2 separate regions of the Mus musculus genome follow, and region 2 is linked to region 1. The links are chromatin loops, found by intact Hi-C in ENCODE. Cell type or tissue: heart. All regions are shown on one strand. Each heading gives the region's core, and the rest is flanking DNA. Links, peaks and the distances in the headings are about the cores only.

What was found. Peaks named below come from ENCODE experiments on the same cell type or tissue, not always from the same donor. Only the 100,000 strongest peaks of a DNase experiment are listed, where the experiment ranks them.
Region 2: it touches region 1 in a loop (2.5-fold over the local background); 1 of 42 quality-filtered maps calls a loop at or near these places.

What each region holds. Positions count from the first base shown.
Region 1 is chr7:45,699,810-45,710,014 of GRCm38, reverse strand. Car11 (carbonic anhydrase 11) reads right to left here and starts at 10,048. Exons shown (of 9, transcript NM_009800.4): 1 at 9,676-10,048; 2 at 9,515-9,589; 3 at 8,649-8,791; 4 at 7,396-7,581; 5 at 7,087-7,182; 6 at 6,881-6,953; 7 at 6,402-6,556; 8 at 6,137-6,302; 9 at 5,344-5,526. The coding sequence starts at 9,742. The coding sequence ends at 5,501. Dbp (D site albumin promoter binding protein) reads right to left here and starts at 4,768. Exons shown (of 4, transcript NM_016974.3): 1 at 4,253-4,768; 2 at 2,999-3,409; 3 at 1,544-1,755; 4 at 1-350. The coding sequence starts at 4,391. The coding sequence ends at 135. It overlaps Sphk2 (sphingosine kinase 2), which reads left to right. Exons shown (of 7, transcript NM_203280.3): 7 at 1-552. In heart, for the core only: CTCF peaks have their summits at 3,048 and 4,330; DNase peaks (open chromatin) are centred at 2,274, 3,004, 3,944, 5,064 and 8 weaker places; H3K4me3 peaks cover 5,956 bases; H3K27ac peaks cover 6,107 bases; H3K27me3 peaks cover 192 bases.
Region 2 is chr7:45,522,034-45,532,238 of GRCm38, reverse strand. It overlaps Ppp1r15a (protein phosphatase 1, regulatory subunit 15A), which reads left to right and starts at 5,971. Exons shown (of 3, transcript NM_008654.2): 1 at 5,971-6,244; 2 at 6,848-8,500; 3 at 8,917-9,322. The coding sequence starts at 6,857. The coding sequence ends at 9,246. Plekha4 (pleckstrin homology domain containing, family A (phosphoinositide binding specific) member 4) reads right to left here and starts at 2,640. Exons shown (of 20, transcript NM_001381849.1): 1 at 2,106-2,640; 2 at 1,581-1,670. The coding sequence starts at 1,664. Tulp2 (tubby-like protein 2) reads right to left here. Exons shown (of 13, transcript NM_008807.3): 13 at 9,852-10,016. The coding sequence ends at 9,883. In heart, for the core only: a CTCF peak has its summit at 5,299 (motif pointing right); DNase peaks (open chromatin) are centred at 2,678, 5,968, 7,038, 7,298 and 4 weaker places; H3K4me3 peaks cover 4,791 bases; H3K27ac peaks cover 5,545 bases.

The DNA of each region.
Region 1 (10,205 bases), core at 1,289-9,288:
ATAAATGTATTTGTCTGCATCATGACGTTCTTCGGGCACCTAGCTGGCCAGACCACTGGCCATGGGACAAGGAGGAAGTCAGGTGTAAGTCTGAGCAAGGAACAGGACTCTGCCCTGGCAGGGTGGAGGTGGCCTCACAGTGTCCCATGCTGGGCCTGGTAGCGTGAAAGCACAGCACGGTAGTGGGACAGCTCCTGCCGCACAGCCACCACCTCCTGCCGCAACAGGGCGTTTTCCTTCTCCAGGAAGGCAGCCCGCACAGATATCTGGTTCTCCTTGAGTCTTCTTGCATCTCTCGACCTCTTGGCTGCTTCATTGTTCTTGTACCTCCGGCTCCAGTACTTCTCATCCTGAGGGTGGAGGGGTGAAAGGGGCACTGAGATACAACAAAAGGAACTCTGCATATCTGATTCTGTACAGCAGTGAGGCCTAAGGGCTATTGGTCTTTGCTGGGACAGAAACCCAAACTTCTGTTGTCTACTGCTCTGGTTGCTAAGAACAGGTCTCTGGCGGAAAGGTAGAGAATAAATAGATTCCAGGTGCACATGTGAAAAAAGCTGGTCTTCAAATTCTCCACTGTGCAGACAGAGCAAGACTCCCCACTTGACAAGGACCCATGGAAAGCCGGTTGCTATGGATGTTTGTTACCTAGCAACGAGGCCTTCACGGTCTGGGGGGGTTATCTCACTGAAGTGTACACTGCTCTAGACATCACCTTTCCAGATCCTGGTTGCTAAGGAAAGGTTGGATAGCTCCCCTAGTGATGGGGTTTGGTGTCCTGGTTGCCAAGGCAACCGCATCTCATCAGAAAGTAAACATGAGCTGTAAGTAGCCGCAGCCTCTACCCTTGAACTGAGGTCAGGGAGCCATTCCGTATCTGACTGATGGAAGAGTTGGGGGCTGAGGCTTCCCCTGAGGATCATACCATGGGTCCTTCACCCAGCTGGAAAAGATGCTTCCCTAGGCTCCCTCTTAATTAAAGGCTCCAGCTTGTTAGGACACATCCATCTCCTAGCAACAGCTGAGCTCTGTAGCAGAAGAAAACCACTCGCATGGAATAGGTTTCTTAGATGGAACTAGATGTTGGAATGGCTATGATGCATACAAGGCCATGGCAAAGACATGAGAGACCTCAGAGCAAAACCAGAATGCTAGAAAAAGGTGTTTGCTGCTGAAATCCCCACAAATTAGAATATGGCCGGTAAAGGATGACTTCCAGGTCCCTGGATGGTCAAGTCTGCACCAAGGCAGAGGCAGTTCTACAGATGTTTCAGGTTGAAAGCCAAAGAGCAGCTCCAGCGAGGCCAGCCGCTGAGCAGCAGGCCGATGGGACAGCCAATGAGAGCTGTAATTGGCAGCAGAGCCTCTTGGAACCTGAGCCCTTGTGCACAGGGAGACTTGACTCTTAGGACAAAACTTGTCCCCAGAAGCCTCATGAGCTAGGCTATGCCTACAGGCCACGAAGCTCTGAGACCTCCTCCCCAGAGAGAGAAGCTTCCCTCAGCTTTGAGCAAGGCCAAGGCCCACATCTGGGCGCGCTCACCTTCTGTTCCTCAGGCACCTGGACTTTCCTTGCCTTCTTCATGATTGGTTGAGGCTTCAGTTCCTCCTCTGAGAAGCGGTGTCTCCGAGGGTCAAAAGTCTCATGGCCTGGAATGCTTGACAGGGCGAGATCAGCGGGATCAGGTTCAAAGGTCATTAGCACCTCCACGGTGTCTGGGTCCACAGGACTGGGTGTGTCCCTAGATGTCAAGCCTAGAGAAATACGTTATCGCTTGAATGTGTGAGTAGTTCGAGGTCTGCGTTCTCAGAGCACCGCTCCGCCAAGCTTATCCACCACAGAACAGGTTTTTTCTGCTGTCTTAACACAAATCCTGTCAGGCATAAACCCTGTGACAAAGATGCTTTGCCACCGGAAGGCAATTCTATCATTGTAAGGCAGAAATGACTGGCCTTAAATATCCCGTGAATCTTCTAAAACCTCTAAACTTCAGACTCAGTGTTTTGTTCCCACTGCTGTGTCCGAGTCCTACTTACTGAACCCTTTCTCAGAGCTTAGACCTGTTAGACCAGCACTCCTAGGAGTGATGGAAGTTTCAAGAGCCTGGCTAAAAAAGGTTGAGTCCTGTGTCTTTAAGAACAAATAAGCCCGGGTCAGCCGAGGACACCAGTTCAGGGCCGCATCACGTGTGGCCTACAGCTTCCCCTTTCCCCTCCTCCCCAACCAAGCACCCGCACGTTCCCGGCCCCGCCTCCTCGCGCGTGAGAGCGCGTGCGCGCAGCTAGGAAGGCGGACTCACGTGGCGAGGGAATGTGCAGCACTGGTTTTTGCCTGGAGGTCGGATCAGGGACAGGTGTACCCAGGCGTCCCACATCGAGACTCCTTGTCTTGATTGGGGTCGCCTCCCTTCTTGTTCCTTTTGGTCTCAGCTCCAACATCTACAATGATTCTACCCACCCATCCCGCGCTATGGGGGAGGATCGTGGGAGAACCGGCCTGCCAAGCTCTTTGCCATCCAGATTCCCACAGTTCTGAGATCCTAGGTCCCCAACACAGGGACATGGGAAAGCTCCTCTGTAGAAGCCAGAAGAGGGATCCCGATATTCTCTTCTGCAAGACTGGGAGGCAGGATGCAACACCATCCACTTGGGGAATGGGGTGTGTGCGTGTGTAGGATCCGGGAACGTAGTACCCCGCTCTGGCCTGCTCGCTCCCATTTTTGGTGTCCTTGAAGTCCAGTCCCATCTCGTTTCCCAAAATTCTGGACCCAGACTCTGGAGATAGTACTCTCCAGTTAACTAAGGTGTTCTAAGTTTCTAGTCTTGGCTCCAAGAACATGAGGAAACTTGTCTTAGAGAAGAATACTGCCTCTCAGTGAATAATCCTTTCGCATTTGGGGACCCAAGTCCCCTAAAGGATCGCAGCATCTCATTGGGCAGACTTCCAAAAGTGTCGCGAGGCCCCGCCCTGCCCGACAGCCCCGCCCCTTCGCCGCACCTGCGCGGTGGCCGCCGGCGGCTCCCAGAGTGGCCCGCGCGGGGGCGTGCCCGGGCGAGGAGCGGGGGGAAGAGGAGCTGCAAGAGCCGGGCCCGGGGGAGGGCGCGGGAGTGCGCGCTGGAGAGGGTGCCGGCGACAGGCCCCCGGGGGGCGGCGGGCTCGGCGGTAGCCCGTGCTCCAGCAAGAAGGCGTCCAGGTCCACGTATTCCACGTCCCCGAAAGGCAAAGTGCGTTCCCACAGCAGCGGCGCAAAAAGACTCGGGCCAGCCACAGGCCCTGAGCGCCCCCGAGGGGACCCACCGCCACTAACGGCCCCACTCGGGGCATCGGCTGGGCCCGCCGTTTCCAGGCCGGGTCCCGGGACGGGGGCTGAGGGCAGAGTTGCCTTGCGCTCCTTTTCCTTCAGGAGACCTGTAGGCCAGGGAGAGACCGGATGGGGTGGAGGGACACAGGAGGGACCCCAAGTTAGAGATATGGCGGAGATACAGAGAAGTGAGGAGACGGGAGCCGTAGGGCAAAGACCCAGGGAGGTGGGTACAGGCAGGGAGAGAACCCAGAAAAAGAAGAGAGGGATAAAGACGGGGCTTGGGGAGACCCAGAGAGAAAAGAGAACAAGGCCCCAGCAATAGAGGGTCAGGGAGACGGGGACCCGGAGAGGGGGAAAAGGCAAAAGTATACAGAAGGATAGGGTTAGGGGCCCGGGAGGGGATTAAGAAACACAAGCACAAGCGACCCAGAGAACGAGGATGGAAGTTTAGAAAGAAGGGTTTAGTGACAGGGTGGGTGAAAGGTTGGGCAGGTGAGAAAGAAAAAGTGACAGCTCAGTAATTCTCCCACCCCCAGCACCCTCATCCCCTCCCCCACAGTCTGTTGGGGCTGGAAGGGGCTCCACTGCTCAGGCACATTCCTCATCCCTAGTTTCCATGTGACCCTGCGAGGCCCCGCCCAAGCCCGTGTCTGCACCGTGTGAGCATCCGACACACCCCCTCCCTTCCCCTAGGACTCCAGGGGTCCAGACTCTGAGGCCAAAGGAAAGAAAGAGGGGTCTGGCACCTAAACTCTGTCCTCAAGTAGGAACACTCCAGGGACTTGACCCTTAGGCCCTCCAGGCGTCAGATTTGGTCCTGGAGGCTGATGGACTGGAAGACCTAAGTGACCTAATGAAGACTAGCAAAGATGGGACACCTAGCTGATAGGTGCCGTGGACCACCACCCCAACAGTTGAGTCCCTAACACAGTGGGACTAGAACTCACAGCTGGCCGGTTCTTTGGGCTTGCTGTTTCCCTGCAGAAGGCTCCTCAGCCCAAGCAGCGCTCCCCCGCCAGGGGGGGCCCCAGCCGGGCCACCCAGCAGCAGGGGGCCCGGGGTCCTGTCGCTCAGAGGCCGCGCCATTGCCGTGGACCTGCTCCCAGGTTCATGAGCTCATGGAGAGTCGAAGAGATGAGATGATATGTCAGTCACCCGCACACTCCAGTGGTTCGGGCGAATGTGTCCCAGAGTCGGGAGAGCGCGGCGTGCAAGCCTCCAGGATCAGGACGCTTCAAATCCTAAGAGCGCTGCGGGGGTTCAACCAGTCAGTTCTGCAGAAAGGTGCAACTCAAAGACTGTCCCGGGAGGCTCCTATAGTCTGGGCGAGTGGGTGACCAAATCAAGCAGCTGTCTCTTTGCAACTGTGGGTCCCCAAGGGACACAGGCGCGCGCTCCTTCTGTACCAAGTGGGCGAGTCTCTGGCTCTAGCCAATTTTGCACTTCTCGCAAAGAAAGGAGCTTTGCAATCTGCACCCAGAGGTGTGCACCCAGGGGCGGAGGAGGGGGCAGGAGGAGGTGGCAGCCTTGAGGCGTGGCCAAAGCAAACTTCTTTCGCGGAAAAAAAAAAATCTAAACCAAAACACCGGACGCCAGAGCGCGCGCCCCTCCTCCGGGCCCCCTCCCTCCACTTGGGCCATGCACCCCAGCCGCGTGCCTTCCTCCGGCTTCTGGCAAGAACCAATCACGTCTCGAGCCCTTGAGACGCTCAGCCAATGAGATGAAGGGATATGCCAAGACCCTGGAGGCGCGTGAGGGGCTGAACTTGTGTAGTTGCCTCGCCTTTTGGAAGAAGGCGGGACACTGACCTATATTTGGCCAATGGGAGGAGGCGCTGGAGGCGGGACCGTGACCCACTTCGGGCCAATGAGGCAGGAAGAAGGGGGAAGCACATGGCTTTGCGCGTGCTATCGGATGCGGGTGTGGGGCAAGAGGGGTACCTCTTAAAGGAGCCGAGTGTTCACAGACTCATTGAGGAAAAAAAGCAGAACATCAATTAGAGCAGATTAAGGCAGAAAGAAGTGGGCTTCGGGAAGGATTTTTTTTTTTTAATATCTAGATGTTCCTCAATCGCGACTGATAAACCACCGAGAAACCGGAAACATTCAGTCCTTTTAATAGCTTTGTTTTGGGGTGAATCCCCTCCCCTGGTGAGGAAACTCAGAACAGGCGGGCGTAATCCTCGTTGGGGAGTCTCAGCGACCGTGAGGACCACCGTCCACTGCAAAGGGAAGCACCGGCTTGAGGGGTGTGGGAGCTGAGCACATAGGACTCTACTAGTCAGGCTGCTAAGGGGGAATGGAATATACCAAGTTGGGGGAATGATCAGCTCCTGGACCAGACCATGTAGGGAGGGAAGAAGGCCACATGGGACGTGCAGAATAGGCTGGTTTGCATAAAGGTACATGGAGAGGATATGGTCTTCTGGGCTGTACCATGTTGAGAAACCAGACAAGAAACTAACCGATTTCCCGGGGCCGAGCCACAGTGGCAGTAAGAAAGACAGAGGGATTGTACCACGCTGATTCTCAGAAAGGGAATAGCAGAAAGACTACAGCTCTAAGTAGGGTCATACCATTTGTAAACAGGTGACCTGGACCGTACCATCTTGGCAAGTAACAGTAGGCAGAGGGCATGGACCAGTATGTAATTGTACCACAAGGAAAACAGGGTGTCAGGCCTTAGACTAAGCTGCAAAGAGGGGTGGGCTGCAGCAGGCTGTTCCATATGGAGAGGTGAGAAAGGACAAGGGATGTATCACACTGAGACAACCACTGGGAATAAGTGCAGACTATCAGGACGTGGAGAAGGAGGGGACACACTAAGCATACCATGCAGGCGGTAGTTGGGGCCTCGGCAGCGCCTCTCGGGATGCCGGGGGTCCCTGTTGCCCCTCAAGGCTCTGTGGGCCAGGGGCTGCAAGGGCCGGCCATTACCACTGAGGCTCTGGAAGATCTGGGAGGGGGGATTCTGGCTCAGGAGTCTCAGGGAGTGCATCTGCCTCAAGAGAAACCACGGGTGAGTGGACCGGGGTGGTGCTCAGGACAGGAGTAGCATGCACACACGGGGGTGGGGGGGGGTGGGGGTGTCAGTCACCTGGAGGGAGGTAATATTGAGAGCCCTGTCGATGAGGATCCAGGTGACAGTCTCAGAGCACGGAGGAGTGCTGAGAGATCCCTGATAGGTGATGAAGCCGAAGGATTCTGGGAACAGGAGCTCCAGGCTCAGGTCTTGAAGAAAGTAGGCATCATCTGCGCAGACATCAAGTCAGCGTAAAAGGGGGTCCCAGATAATGCACAGGGACTTAGTTATGTCTGTTGTCGTATGGAGACTGAATGTAAGGCTTCGGACATGCTAGGCAGGTACCACTGCACCAGGCCCCCAGCCCCTCACCGGGAGATTCTGACCAGGCGCTCGTGACCAAGCTGCATCATCTCCAACCACTCTTCCCTTTCTGTTGTCACCCTGGCTCTTGCTAAGTAGCCCAGGCTGACCTTGAACTTACTCTGTAGCCCACCCTCCTTCCTCAGCCTTCCTAGGAACTGGGGACGCCACCCCTAGCTTGGGGGACTTACTTTTGTAGGAGATTCGGGTGATAGTGTCCCGGTTGAGGAGGCGACTGAGGAATGGGTTGGAACTGCCAGCCACCTACGCAGGAGGCACGAGGCGAGGGAGACGGCAGCCCAGACCTGCTCCACAAAGACCCACCACCCCAGGCTAGCCTCCCAGCCTCCCTGTCCCTCACACCCTGGAAGCCAGTTGCCCTCCTTGCCTCCCTCACATTGACAAAGAGGCTGAGAATGGCCAGGCCGTTGGGGCCCCTTGAGGCAGCACTGAGGTTCCCATAGAGTTCTTGGTTGAAGTGGATTAGCTGCACCTGGGGTGGAAGAGGAGGCACAGAGAAGGGTTTCTTAGCGGAAGATTCAGAGACGATAGATGGTTTCAACTCTCAGGGCTTTGGTGTCCAGAACCGCACCAGGAATTAGTACTTAGGGTAGGGAGAGGCGGCCCTGAGTAGCAGGATGGGTTGAAGCATAAGCTAAGAAACCAGGGTGATCTAGTGTTGGAGGGTCAGGTGAGGGGTCACCACCTCAGCGGAGAAGCCTTCATGGTTGATCTGGTGTTCAGAGCCGGCACCATCTCGAGCTCCAAATAGCAGGCGCAGTTCACTGAGTCGGTGGCTATAAAGAAGGGGACCCCCAGACACGTTGACCACAGGTCGGGATGCAGGTAGGAAGGAGACATGGCGGCCAGTGTTGTACAAGGTTCCCCGGAGCTGCAGGAGAGGTATAAACTATTGGGGGACACAGGGAGAGGAACCTCTCCCATCCTCCACTCTTATTCCCCAAGTCCAACGATTATCTAATATAGCTTGGGCATCAGCTACTCCCCAGGCTCAGACCATATCTTTTGAGGTGCTTAACACTGGTGTCTTAATTCAGTTAACAAGTACTGAACTGCCGGGCAGTGGTGGCACACACCTTTAATCCCAGCACTTGGGAGGCAGAGGCAGGCGAATTTCTGAGTTCAAGGCTAGCCTGGTCTACAAAGTGAGTTCCAGGACAGCCAGGGCTATACAGAGAAACCCTGTCTCAAACAACAACAACAACAAAAAAAAAAAAAAGAAAGAAAAAAGAAAAACAAACAAAAAAATACTCCTAGCCCCGATTTGAGGTCTCGTGGGCAGTTATGGGGATTTGCCATAGTTTATGTTGTTGTTGTTGTTGGCTTTTTGAGACAGGGAGGCTTTGAATCGTCCCTCCCCCTGCCTCAGTCTTTGGGTGGTAGGGATGATGGTGAACTCCACAAGGGGGTGGGGGGCTTTGGTTGGCTGGACTGCAGGACACAGAGCTGAAGGCCGAGCAGGAGGACCGGATGGGAGAGGACAATGGTGGACAGGACCCCGCGAGCCTAGTGAGAAAGCCGGCCTGAGGCACTGGGGTACGGCGGAGAAAATGACGCTGGGGCTTCTGGCTCATGGTGCCAGCGCTTCTACAGAAATGGGTACTGCAGAGAGCTTCCTGAGTACAGACACTGAGACCATGTCACTTGGCCGGATGGCTGTGTGACCCCAGGCAAGTAACATAAACTCTCTGGTCCATAAAAGAAAGCTAAAAAGATAGTAGGTTATTGTGAAGATGAGTGGGTTTGTTTAGTCTTTTCAATGCTTGGCATGAGTTGTCTTCTGTTTTCACTGCTTGGGTAGACATTGGGAAGCTGAGGAAAGCAGTGGGAAAGGGCAGGCCGGGTGATCTTCAGAGAGTAACTATTTATTCCCCATGGTTCGCCATCCACCTCAGCCCAGGTCCCCTCTGCTTAGACCCGCCCCACTGCAAAGCTTACCTTCTCTCCCCCGGTGCTGAGTCTGAGCGGGGGCAGAAAAGGGTCATAAAGAACCCGCTTCAGCTCCACATCCACGGGGCTCTGCCGCTTCCCCACAGCGCACAGGCTCCAGGCAGCGTTCACCAGGCCCCAGAAGGGAGGCCCTATGGGAACAGAAATAGGCTGGATTCCAGGCAGGACCTGCTGTGTGGATTGGGGCAGGGATAACCCCAGCTGAAGGAAGAAAACGAGGGAGGAAATCAGGAGCTTTGGGTCTAAGAGAGAAAGAACATGAGAGCCAGAATCCTGATTCCTCGAAGAATTTTGGAATCCCTTCCTAGGAGCTCATAACTGCTCCAAGCCTTGTTCCCATCTTTAAAAGGGCTATGTGAAAACAGAACTACAACTCCCAGTAAGCCTCAGGGGTGAAAACAACTCATCAATCTCCGGCCTGCCCCGTAGCCCCATGGGAGTTGTAGTTCTTTTAGTCTCCCAGGTCCCACAGCTGGATAAGAATATTAGGGGAGAAGAGTTATAAAAGAGGACTTCGAAGCCCCGGGCGAGGGGGCGGGACAGGGACCCGAGCTACCGAGTGTGTGCCTTCCAGCAGGAATAGGACCTGTCTATGGCTGCAAACACACACATTTCTCCACCCCCACACTTTCCTTGCACTCACTCCCACTCACTACTTGAAATGCGCATGTATAATGTCCCATGGTGAGCCGCTGAGGTTCAGAGGCTGGGCCCCACTCCTGAGGGAAGAAGGCAGGGGCTGGGAGCTTTGGTCCTATGGAAGATGAGAAGATCGAGGACCCAGACTCCTGAGCCTAGGAAAAACGGCGCCTAGGGATATGGGGTCGGGCTCTGGGTCTCCACCCTGTTTGCACCTGGCACGAAGTTTCCCTGGAGATTCTCCTTGTAGCTCCACCAGTCCTCGGGATCAGGTGCAGGTCCGATGTGAGCTGGGAAGAGAGCAGCTGCATCCCTCTCCTAGGCACCCCACCCTGTCCCTCCCTCAGAGGATGCTGCCAGGACCCCCAGGTCTTACCTGCCGCTCCCAGTGCGGCCCAGAGTACCAGCGCTTGAGGGGCGCTCAGGCGAGCGGCACCCCCCATCCAAGAGGCCTCGGAGCGACCCTTTCCCAGCGCCCGACCCCCTAGCTCTTCCCTCCCCTCCTCTTGGGACTTCCAGCCTGGCTGTCACCAGAACGGGAGCCCCAGCTCCCGGGATACAGGGGCTGGGACCGTGTACCCCAGAGCCCGTTTGACGCTCACTCCTCCGCCCGCCTGGGCCCGCTCCCTGCACTCGCTCTACCTCCCGAAGCTGCGATCGCCCTCGCCGGCCCCGGGTCCCTCTCGGTGCCAATGCACACCCCTTCTTCGCTCTCAACCAGCGAACCCGGCCGCGCACTCGCCGCGTGCGCTCCTCTCCCTCCGCCTCCTCCCTCACCCTGCCTTCTCTTCTTCCCTCTGTCCTCTTCCTCCTCCCTATTCGACTCTGCCTTCCCTTCTTCCTTCTATCTCACCTCCTCCCTCACCCTGCGCTGCCTCTCCCTCTTTCCATCTCCACCTCCTCTCG
Region 2 (10,205 bases), core at 1,555-9,554, 180 kb after region 1:
GAAATGAATGAGGGCTTTTCCTGGGACTGGCTCCCAAAGGGATTTCTCTCAGAAGGCAGGCAAGGAGGCTGAGGAGGGCAGCACACGCCTGTAAAACCAGCGCTTGGGAGATACAGGAGAATCAGGGTCTCAAGGTCATCCTAGCGACACAGTGAGTGCCAGGACAGTCAGTGCTGTCTGAGACCCTGTCTCAAAACAAGCAAGCAAACAAAGTAACAAGGGATTGCTTCCTTAACACACTTGAAGCGTGTGTTCAAGTCCTAGCTCTGCCTAAACCAAGGGTTGACTCTACTCTGGTAATCCTATCATTCTGGAGGTTAGAGGCAGAATTAGAGGTTGAAAGCTGTTGAGTGGTGGCATAAGCCTTTCAACCCAGCCCTTGGAATGCAGAGGCAGGCCTCTGAGTTCTACAGAGGGACAGTCGGGGATACATGGTTTTGAGACCCTGTTTTAGGTCATTTTGGGCTACATCATTCAAGTACAGCATGGGCTTCTTTAGAGCCTGGAGCAGTGCCCCTGGCAAGAACAGGCTCTCTGCTCCCACAGGCAGACCTGCCAGAGAACCTCTGCAATCCACACCAGGAGGCTCCCCACAGAGGACATTTCTAGAAGGAAGCCATGGTAGAAGGATGCCTTTGATGCTGCGGGGTGGGGAGAGAGGGATTTCTCATCCTTCACTTCCGGGGGGGGGGGGGTCACCTATGGACACACCCCCTGAACAAGCGGTCTTGGACCACCCCTCCTTGGGAGTAGGCTGGAAACAAATCTGTTCAGTCTCTGAACTTAAGGGAGTAAGGCAAATTTTGTCCTGGGTGATGTTTATATAGCCCAGGTTATCCCCAAATCACTACGTAGGCAAAGCTAGCCTTGACTATCTGATCCTTTTCCTGCTCTATTTCTTGAATGTTGGAATGTGAATGATGTCGCTATCTGCAGCCTGGTTTTTGTCTTTTGTTTGTTTGCTTGTTTGCTTTTGTTTTTCAAGACAGGGTCTATGCAGCTCTAGCTGTCCTGGAACTTACTAAGTAGACAAGGCTATTCTCAAACCCTCCAAGGTTGGCCTGCCTCTGCACTGAGATTAAAGCCACAGCTAGCTCCGGCTTGGGTTCTTGTTGTCTTGCTTGAGACAGGGTCTTACCTAGCCTCTAACTTGATATGTAGCCAAAGATAGCCTTGAACTTTGGATGTTCCTGCCCATATTGGATTACCGTTGTGAACCACCACATCTGGTTATAAGTGGGTGGGTTCCATGGTTATAGACTGAAAAGGAAGTCCCCTAGTCCAGTCAAGAATAATCATCTCTTCTCAGTCTGGGTTTATTTGTTCTTCTGGCTTAGAATTAGGAAGACTGAGAGGGGTGGGGACAGAGCTGGGAATCTCTCCAAATTCCCGGCTGCAGCTGATGCTCAACTTGGGACCAGTCTAGCAAACCCAACCAGTAAGGACCCTGGTCCTCCACCACTGCAGTCCTCAGTGAGGACTCTCTGTGCCTCAGAGATGGCACAGAACTCACAGCTAGGTAATGGGACAGGACAGCCCAGAGCCCCCCTCTCCCCATCCCCCCAGAAGCATGGAAGGACCTTGGTGCTCAGGCTACTCAGAGAGGAGACGGTGGAAGCACTGCTGGCCAGGCTGAGGCTGCTCCGGGGTCGGCCCTGCTCCATGGAGAACTTGGGGGAAAAAGAAAAGGGGGCTGTGTCTCTCCACTGATGGAGGCTGAGGACAGAGTTGGGTCAGGGCTGGAAGGTCAGAGGAGGCTGGGGAGAAAGAAACGGTTGTTTGGGGACTGAGGGGCTGGGGGAGGCCATGGCCAGGGATCACATACCAAGAGCAATGCCAAGAGAGGTGGGCGGCTTGGCAGCTGCGGGGGGGGGGGGGGGCAGCTGTCTGCAGCCAGGCCATAGAATAGGGACTCCTTTATTCTTGCCCACTGAATACTGGCCAGGAATGTGACCCCCTCTATGCATAAGAATTCCAATCCCTGCCTCCATCAGGGCGCCTGAGCTACCTGTCCTGGACTTCCCTCATGAACCCCCAAACCATCTCCCCAATACACCAGGAATGGGCATCCAGGCAAGTCCCTCCCCGCCCAGCCAGGGACTTACCCAGTTCTGGTGTCCTGGTGACAGGATCTGTCACCACCTCTTTTTGTGCCTCTCAGAATGGTCTCCCTCTTCACCTGATATCTGCTTTCTTCTCTGTCTCACTTGTGAGTTCTTTCTCTCCCTCTCTCTGTCTCTCCCCTGCATCTCTGTCTATCTCTGTGTCTGTCTCTCTCTGTGTCTCTGTCTCTCTCCCTCTCCCCCCCCACCCCTGTCTCTCTCGGTGTCTCTCTGTCTCCCCCCTGTGTCTCTCTGTCTCTCTCCCTCTCTCTCTCTCTACCCCTCTCCTCCACCCCTGCCTATGTCACCTCTCCCAGTCCCTCTCCCTACCTTGCTGCTGCTGTCTAATCACTTCCCCTGCCCCCTCCCCACTTCATTCCACTCTTCTACTTCCGCTTTCCACACTCTAGTCTCTTCCTCTGTCTCCCTGACCAGACACATCTGTTTCCTTTCCTTTTCAAGTTCTCTTCCTCACTTTTTCTCTTCCTCCCTCTCCCAGTTTCTCTTTCCTCTCTGCTGGGCTCTCCCTCTCTCTGGCAGCCGCCCACGCTGCCGGCTCCCCTCCCAATCCTGGCTATCCCCGCCTCTTCTGGCCTCCCCACTACAACTTGACCCCTGGCTCAGCTGCCCCCACAGCTAAGCGAGGGATTGGGCTCCCCTAAGCTGTGGCTGGGACTCCTCTATGTTTGGAGAGGGGCTGCAACCCCAGGGCAGAATGGGTTTGTTGTTACTGGGGTTCTGAGCTCCTGGTACCTTCGAGAGAGGTGTCCTAGGTCTTTCAAAGAATGGCATCTCCTTGAGTTCTAGGCCAGCCTGGTCTACAGAGTGAGAGTTCCATGACAGCCAGGACTACACAGAGAAACCCTGTCTTGAAAAAACCAACCCCCCCCCCCCCAAGAAAAAAATGGCATCTCCAATTCCCAAAACCTGGGAAGGCTAGGAGAGAGCTTAGCTGGTGGGAGCCTGGGAAGATACGAGTTAGAAGTAAGGACTCACGGTCCACAAGTATGGCCTTGACCAAGTGGGGCAGCAGTGGTCAGCACCGGTCCTGGAGGATGAGGCAGCCTTAGAAGTGTTGGGTTCTGGCAAGGGCAGAGTTAAGTGGCCAGTTTGAAATGTTTCCCTCAGATCAGACTGATAACCCATTATAAGAGAGGTGTGGAGCCTCAGTGCATTTTGAGGAAGAAAGCACTAAATGAGGAGCTCAGAGAGTAACTCCAGGAGCGCACTGCCCAGTGTGTGTGAGGTGTGAGGCCCTGGGATCCATCCCCAGAAAGAAACACAACACACAGGCTACACACACACACTTTTCTCTTCTCTTCTCTTCTCTTCTCTTCTCCTCCCTTTCCTTCCTCTCCTTTCCTTCCTTTCCTTTCCTTTCCTTCCTTTCCTTTCCTTTCTTTTCTTTTCCCTTCCCTTCCCTTCCCTTCCCTTCCCTTCCCTTCCCTCCCTTTCCTTCCTTCCCCTCCCCTCCCCCCTTCTCCACAAACACACACACCAGGAGGAAAAGGCTGGAATTGGGTCTCTGGATCTATATCTGGGATTTGAACAGAGGTCCCCCACTCCCATGAGAATGCAGGACAATCAGAAATTCAAATTATAAAAGCAGAACCTTTGTACAAATTCAAAAAATGCAGATGCCTGCCTGTGAAGACAGAGAGTCTGTTTAGCAGGGTTCTCCACACTGTGTTGAGGTCACTCTCTTGTAACCTCCACACTGGGTAGGACTGCTGAGTGTTCGGGGCAGCTGGCCTACACGGGTTCAGTTCAGCCCAGATTGCATAGTAAGTTCCAGGCACTTCTGGAATACAACACAGGTCCCTGTCCAAAGACAAAAACAAAAAACAAAAAACAAAAAACAAAAAACAAAAACAAAAACAAAAAAAAAGAAAACAGAAACGTGCACTAAAAAAAAAAAAAAAAAAAAAAAATAGACATAGAAGAAGGAGGGTCCATGAGGGCAGACCTCAGAAGAGGTTGATGCTCCTCTGTACACAGGAAGAGAATTGCCCAAGATTCTTACCCTGTGAGTCCCAGGACAGTGTGGACATACTGTAAGACCCTGTTCAAAACAGACAGACTGGGCAGGCATGGTGGTACATGCCTTTAATCTCAGCACTCAGAAGGAAGCAGCAGGTAGATTTCTGTGAGTTCCAGACCAGCCTAGCCTACAGAGTGAGTTTCAGGGCAGCCAGGGCTATACTGAAAATCCCTGTCTGAAAACAAGACAAAAAACAGACAGATCCACCAAAAACAACTAAAGGACCAGAAAGATGGGTCAGGGCTTAAGTGCTTGCTATTCTTTGCAGAGGACCCAAATTTAGTCCCCAGATTGCTCCATGTGGAGCTTCACAAACATCTTAACTCCAGTTCTACAAGATCAGATGCCATCTTCCGACCTCCTTGTACACCATACAGACATGATATATAATATACACACAGAGGAGAGGGGGAGAGGGAGAGAGAGAGAGAGAGAAAACACTCACATAAAGATTAAAAGAAGGGGGCTGGAGAGATGGCTCAGCGGTTAAGAACACTCACTGCTCTTCCAGAGGGCCTGAGTTCAATTCCCAGCAACCACATGGTGGCTCACAACCATCTGTAATGGGATCTGATGCCCTCTTCTGGTGTGTCTGAAGACAGCTACTGTGTACTCATGTACAGAAAATAAATAAAAAAATTTAAAAAAAAAAAAAAAAAAAAAAAAAAAAAGATTAAAAGAAAATCTTGGTTTTTGTCTTTTTTTTTTTTTTTTTTGCCTGTGAGGTGTGAGATAGCAGCCACTGTTCTGGCGGGGGGTGGGGGGGGTGTTGGTTTTTTGTTTTTGTTTTGTTTTTTCGAGACTGGGTTTTTCTGTATAGCCCTGGCTGTCCTGGAACTCACTTTGTAGATCAGGCTGGCCTCGAACTCAGAAATCCACCTGCCTCTGCCTCCTGAGTGCTGGGATCAAAGGCGTGCGCCACGCCTGGCTGTCACTGTTCTCTGAGCCATCTCACCAGCCTTTAATCCGGGAATCAGGAGGCCGAGGCAATCGGATCTCAGTGAGCTCTAGGCTAGCCTAGTCTACAAAGTTGTGTTCCAGGACAACCAGAAACTAGTCTTGGAAAAACAAACAAAGGCTGGAGAGATGGCTCAGTGGTTAAGAACACTGGCTGCTCTTCCAGAGGTCCTGTGTTCAATTCTCAGTAACCACAAGGTGGCTCACAACCATCTGTAATGGGATCTTATGACCTGTTCTAGCACGTAGGTAAACAAGCAGACAGACCACTCCTACATTTAAAAAAAATACATAAATAAAATTTAAAAACATTGGGTGTTTTGTCTTCTAATAAAAATCCATTGCTAACAGGGGAGTGGTGGCTGGGACCTTTAATCCCAACATTTAGAAGGTAGAGGCTGGTGGATCATTGAGTTTGAAGCCAGCCTGATCTACCAGCCTGATCAGCCACGGATACTCAGAAAAATCCTGTTTCGAACCCCCCCCACTCTCCAAAAAAAAAAAAAAAAAAAAAAAAAAGTCACTCTTGCTTGGAGAAAAAAGGTCGGAAGTCTTGGTGTACGCCCTTAATCCTAGCACTCTGGAGACAGTAGCAGGAGGATTACAGAGATGGAAACCAGTCCCAGCCTCTCAAATAAAGAAAATAAAAGGAAAGGGAAATGGCACGGTACGTGACTGCCAGATAAGGTTCGCGTACTTGCTCGGAAATTACGTGAGATCGACGGCTCTCTCGATTGAGCCTAGGGCACGCCTGAGAAGCTGCGGTGACCTCACAGAGCGCGGAGTCTCCGCGAGAAGTTCAGTGTTGTTTTCCTCTTTCCACCTTTCCCAGGGACTTCCGAGACCCCGCCTCTCCGGTGACGTCAGCACAGCGCCGCGTCAGGGTATAAAAGCCGCGTGGACGATGTTGGCGCAGATTGAGTCAGCTCTGAGTTTGTGGAAGATTACATGCGATATCCCGCGCGACCCCGCATCCCTTTGCCGGCCGGGACAGCCTTTGCTACAGCCTGTGAAACATTGCGTCCCCGAGCCCCACGCCTGAGGGCGACATGAACCCGCTGGCTTCGCGAGCAGTCCGGACCCACGATCGCTTTTGGCAACCAGAACCGGCGCTTCAGCCCCCGGGGTGACGTGCAGCCCGCCGGTGAGTGGGGGATGGGGCGGCCTTTGAGGGAGGACTCTCTGGCGAGGAGACTGGAGAGAGTTGTGGAATCTGAGGGGGCAAGCTGGAGGGCGATTCCAGGTTTGGGGAAAAGGCACAGAAGCCCAGATGGCTTATTTGGTCTGAGAGAGGAGAGCCCACGTCTACACTCTTCGTTTAAAGGGAAAGGGGCCGGGAGGCTCGACCGGCAATATCTGTATAGCGCCAAATAAAGGGAAGGACCCCAGGAGGAATAACCAGGGTCCGAGGGGTAGGCAGAGGGAGGTTTTAGGGGCATGAACACAAGCTTGAGGAACGAAAGGTCACTAAAAAGCCAGACTCTTACAGGTCTGAGAAGGGCTGGCCAGGAACTGTGACTGGGGCTAAGGGAAGGGTTTAAGAGTGTGGGCTCTTGGTTCTAAGGATGTAGAGCTTGGGTGTTGAGAGAGATTAACCAAGTGGCAGAGTTGGGTGTGAGCAATGTTATTTGGAATTCGAGGCAGGCATTCACGTGTTGCTGCTGTGACTATTTGTTACCATGACTCAGTGCTGTGACCCGAGACTGTTTCCCAGAGCGACTTCTAAACAAATTTCCCCCCTTTCTAGCCCAGACACATGGCCCCGAGCCCAAGACCCCAGCATGTCCTGCACTGGAGGGACGCCCACAACTTCTATCTCCTGTCCCCACTGATGGGCTTGCTCAGTCGGGCCTGGAGCCGCCTGAGGGGCCCAGAAGTCCCAGAGGCATGGCTGGCAAAAACAGTAACAGGAGCAGATCAGATAGAAGCTGCGGCTCTGCTGACACCTACCCCTGTCTCTGGTAACCTCCTCCCTCATGGGGAGACTGAAGAAAGTGGATCTCCTGAACAGAGTCAAGCAGCCCAGAGGCTCTGCCTTGTGGAAGCTGAAAGTTCCCCTCCTGAAACTTGGGGACTTTCAAATGTTGATGAGTACAATGCAAAGCCAGGACAAGATGACCTTAGAGAGAAGGAAATGGAACGCACAGCTGGCAAGGCCACACTACAGCCCGCTGGCCTGCAAGGGGCTGATAAGAGGCTTGGGGAGGTGGTGGCTAGAGAAGAGGGAGTGGCTGAGCCCGCTTATCCCACATCACAGCTGGAGGGTGGTCCAGCTGAGAATGAAGAGGATGGAGAAACAGTGAAGACTTACCAAGCTTCTGCTGCTTCCATAGCTCCGGGATACAAACCCAGCACCCCTGTGCCTTTCTTGGGGGAGGCAGAACATCAAGCCACGGAAGAAAAAGGAACAGAAAACAAGGCTGACCCCTCCAACTCTCCTTCTTCAGGCTCCCACTCCAGAGCCTGGGAGTACTACTCTAGAGAGAAGCCTAAGCAGGAGGGAGAAGCCAAGGTAGAGGCACACAGGGCAGGGCAGGGTCACCCTTGTCGGAATGCTGAGGCTGAGGAAGGAGGACCTGAGACAACTTTTGTCTGTACTGGAAATGCCTTCCTGAAGGCCTGGGTGTATCGCCCAGGAGAGGACACAGAGGAAGAAGACAACAGCGATTCGGATTCAGCTGAGGAAGACACAGCTCAGACCGGTGCCACCCCCCATACAAGTGCCTTCCTGAAGGCCTGGGTGTATCGCCCAGGAGAGGACACAGAGGAAGAAGACAGCGATTCGGATTCAGCTGAGGAAGACACAGCTCAGACCGGTGCCACCCCCCATACAAGTGCCTTCCTGAAGGCCTGGGTGTATCGCCCAGGAGAGGACACAGAGGAAGAAAACAGCGATTTGGATTCAGCTGAGGAAGACACAGCTCAGACCGGTGCCACCCCCCATACAAGTGCCTTCCTGAAGGCCTGGGTGTATCGCCCAGGAGAGGACACAGAGGAAGAAAACAGCGATTTGGATTCAGCTGAGGAAGACACAGCTCAGACCGGTGCCACCCCACATACAAGTCCCTTCCTGAAGGCCTGGGTGTATCGCCCAGGAGAGGACACAGAAGATGACACAGAAGAGGAAGAGGACAGTGAGAATGTGGCCCCAGGTGACTCAGAAACAGCTGACTCAAGCCAGAGTCCCTGCCTTCAGCCCCAGCGTTGTCTACCAGGAGAGAAGACCAAGGGACGTGGGGAAGAGCCCCCTCTCTTCCAGGTGGCCTTCTATTTACCCGGAGAGAAGCCAGAATCACCTTGGGCTGCACCTAAGCTGCCCCTTCGACTGCAGAGGCGGCTCAGATTGTTCAAAGCCCCCACCCGGGATCAGGACCCCGAGATTCCTCTAAAAGCTCGGAAGGTGAGTGTTAGACTAGATTCTAAAGCCGCTTACTTTGTGGCTCAGGAATTTATAGTCCTAGGGCTGGGATTACAATAGAATTCCACACTGCCTTTTTTTTTTCTTTAATATATAATTTATTCAAAGGGCCTAGATTCTGAGTCGGGAGGAGGAAGAGTCTGGGACCTGAAAATCCCTAAGGAAGTGTGTTGGAGGCGGAGACTCCAGGGAAGCCATGGGTTGCGACTTCTTGCATATGAACTCTGCTGGGAAGGCTGTGTTCACTCTCTTGCAATCTCCTGTAAGAGGCAGGGAGAGTGGTAGTTGTGGCCTGGACATCTGTGTCTTAGAGTGAATCAGAGGGGCAGGCAGGTGACTATTCAAATACCAAACATTTTTGCGTGACAGACTTTTTTATTTATTGTCCCCGTCCCCAGGTACACTTCGCTGAGAAAGTCACAGTCCATTTCCTTGCTGTCTGGGCAGGACCAGCCCAAGCTGCCCGTCGAGGTCCCTGGGAGCAGTTTGCACGAGATCGAAGCCGCTTTGCTCGACGCATTGCCCAGGCAGAGGAGAAGCTGGGTCCCTACCTTACCCCTGATTCCAGGGCCAGAGCATGGGCACGCCTTAGAAACCCATCTCTTCCACAGTCCGAGCCTCGCTCTTCCTCTGAGGCCACTCCCTTGACCCAAGATGTGACCACACCCTCTCCCCTTCCCAGTGAAACCCCTTCGCCCAGCCTGTACTTGGGAGGGAGGCGGGGCTAAGCCTGAGTAGTTTCCTATTATTTATTTATTTATTTATTTGAATAAGAAATAAAGCCTTTTAATTTGTAGTGATAAACTCTTACGTGTGTTCTTTATTGGTAGCTTCCGGGGAGGCTAAAAATGGTGTCCAAACTTTAGTTTAAGACCAACTTGATCTAGTGAGACCCTCTTAAAACACAGTCCTGTGTAAGGGACTTCCTTATGTAAGGTGCCACAAGTAATCTCCGCACTGGGAAGCTGAGGCAGGAGACTGGCTTGGGTTCCAAGACAAGCATAACATAGTGTGGCTGTCTCAAAAAAATTGAAGGGACAAGGAAGGGTGGCATATATACACAAGGTGCAACGACGACATCTATGTTATAACGAAGCCCATTATTTTGTACACTAACTAAAAAAAGAATAGTCAAAAGATTTATTGTTAAAAGACAAGGCCAGGCACAAAGGTGCGCGTGCTTTGTCATCCCAGTACTTCAGGGGTGGAAGCAGGAGGAGCGGATGTTCAAGGCAAGCCTCAGCTACATAGTTGTTGGAGACCAGACTGAGTATCAAAAAACTAAAAAAGAAAGGAGGAGGCATGCCGTGAAGCTTTCTCCAAACGCACAGAACAGAGTTGGTGAGGGATGGTATTTTATTCAGTTACTCACACGCCAGTTTCCCATCGAAACTGGATAAGCAGATGGCGAAGGCTTGGAGCGGGCAAAGAGGATATCGGAAATCCATCGTGAATATGTTTGGGGCCACACGGCCAAACTGGAGCACCAGGTGGTCGGCTGAGGAGCAAACCAGGAACTAGTTAAAATTCTTTTTTGTTACACCGCACTCGCGGTACCCTTACCAAGCTAGGGAACGCAAGGAACTCAATAAACTACATTTCCCAAGAGGCCGTGCGACCGTGAGGCAGCCACCCTGCTTAGTTGTACTTGAGTGCCCCCTTCCGCCCCCATCCCCCATCTTTCTTC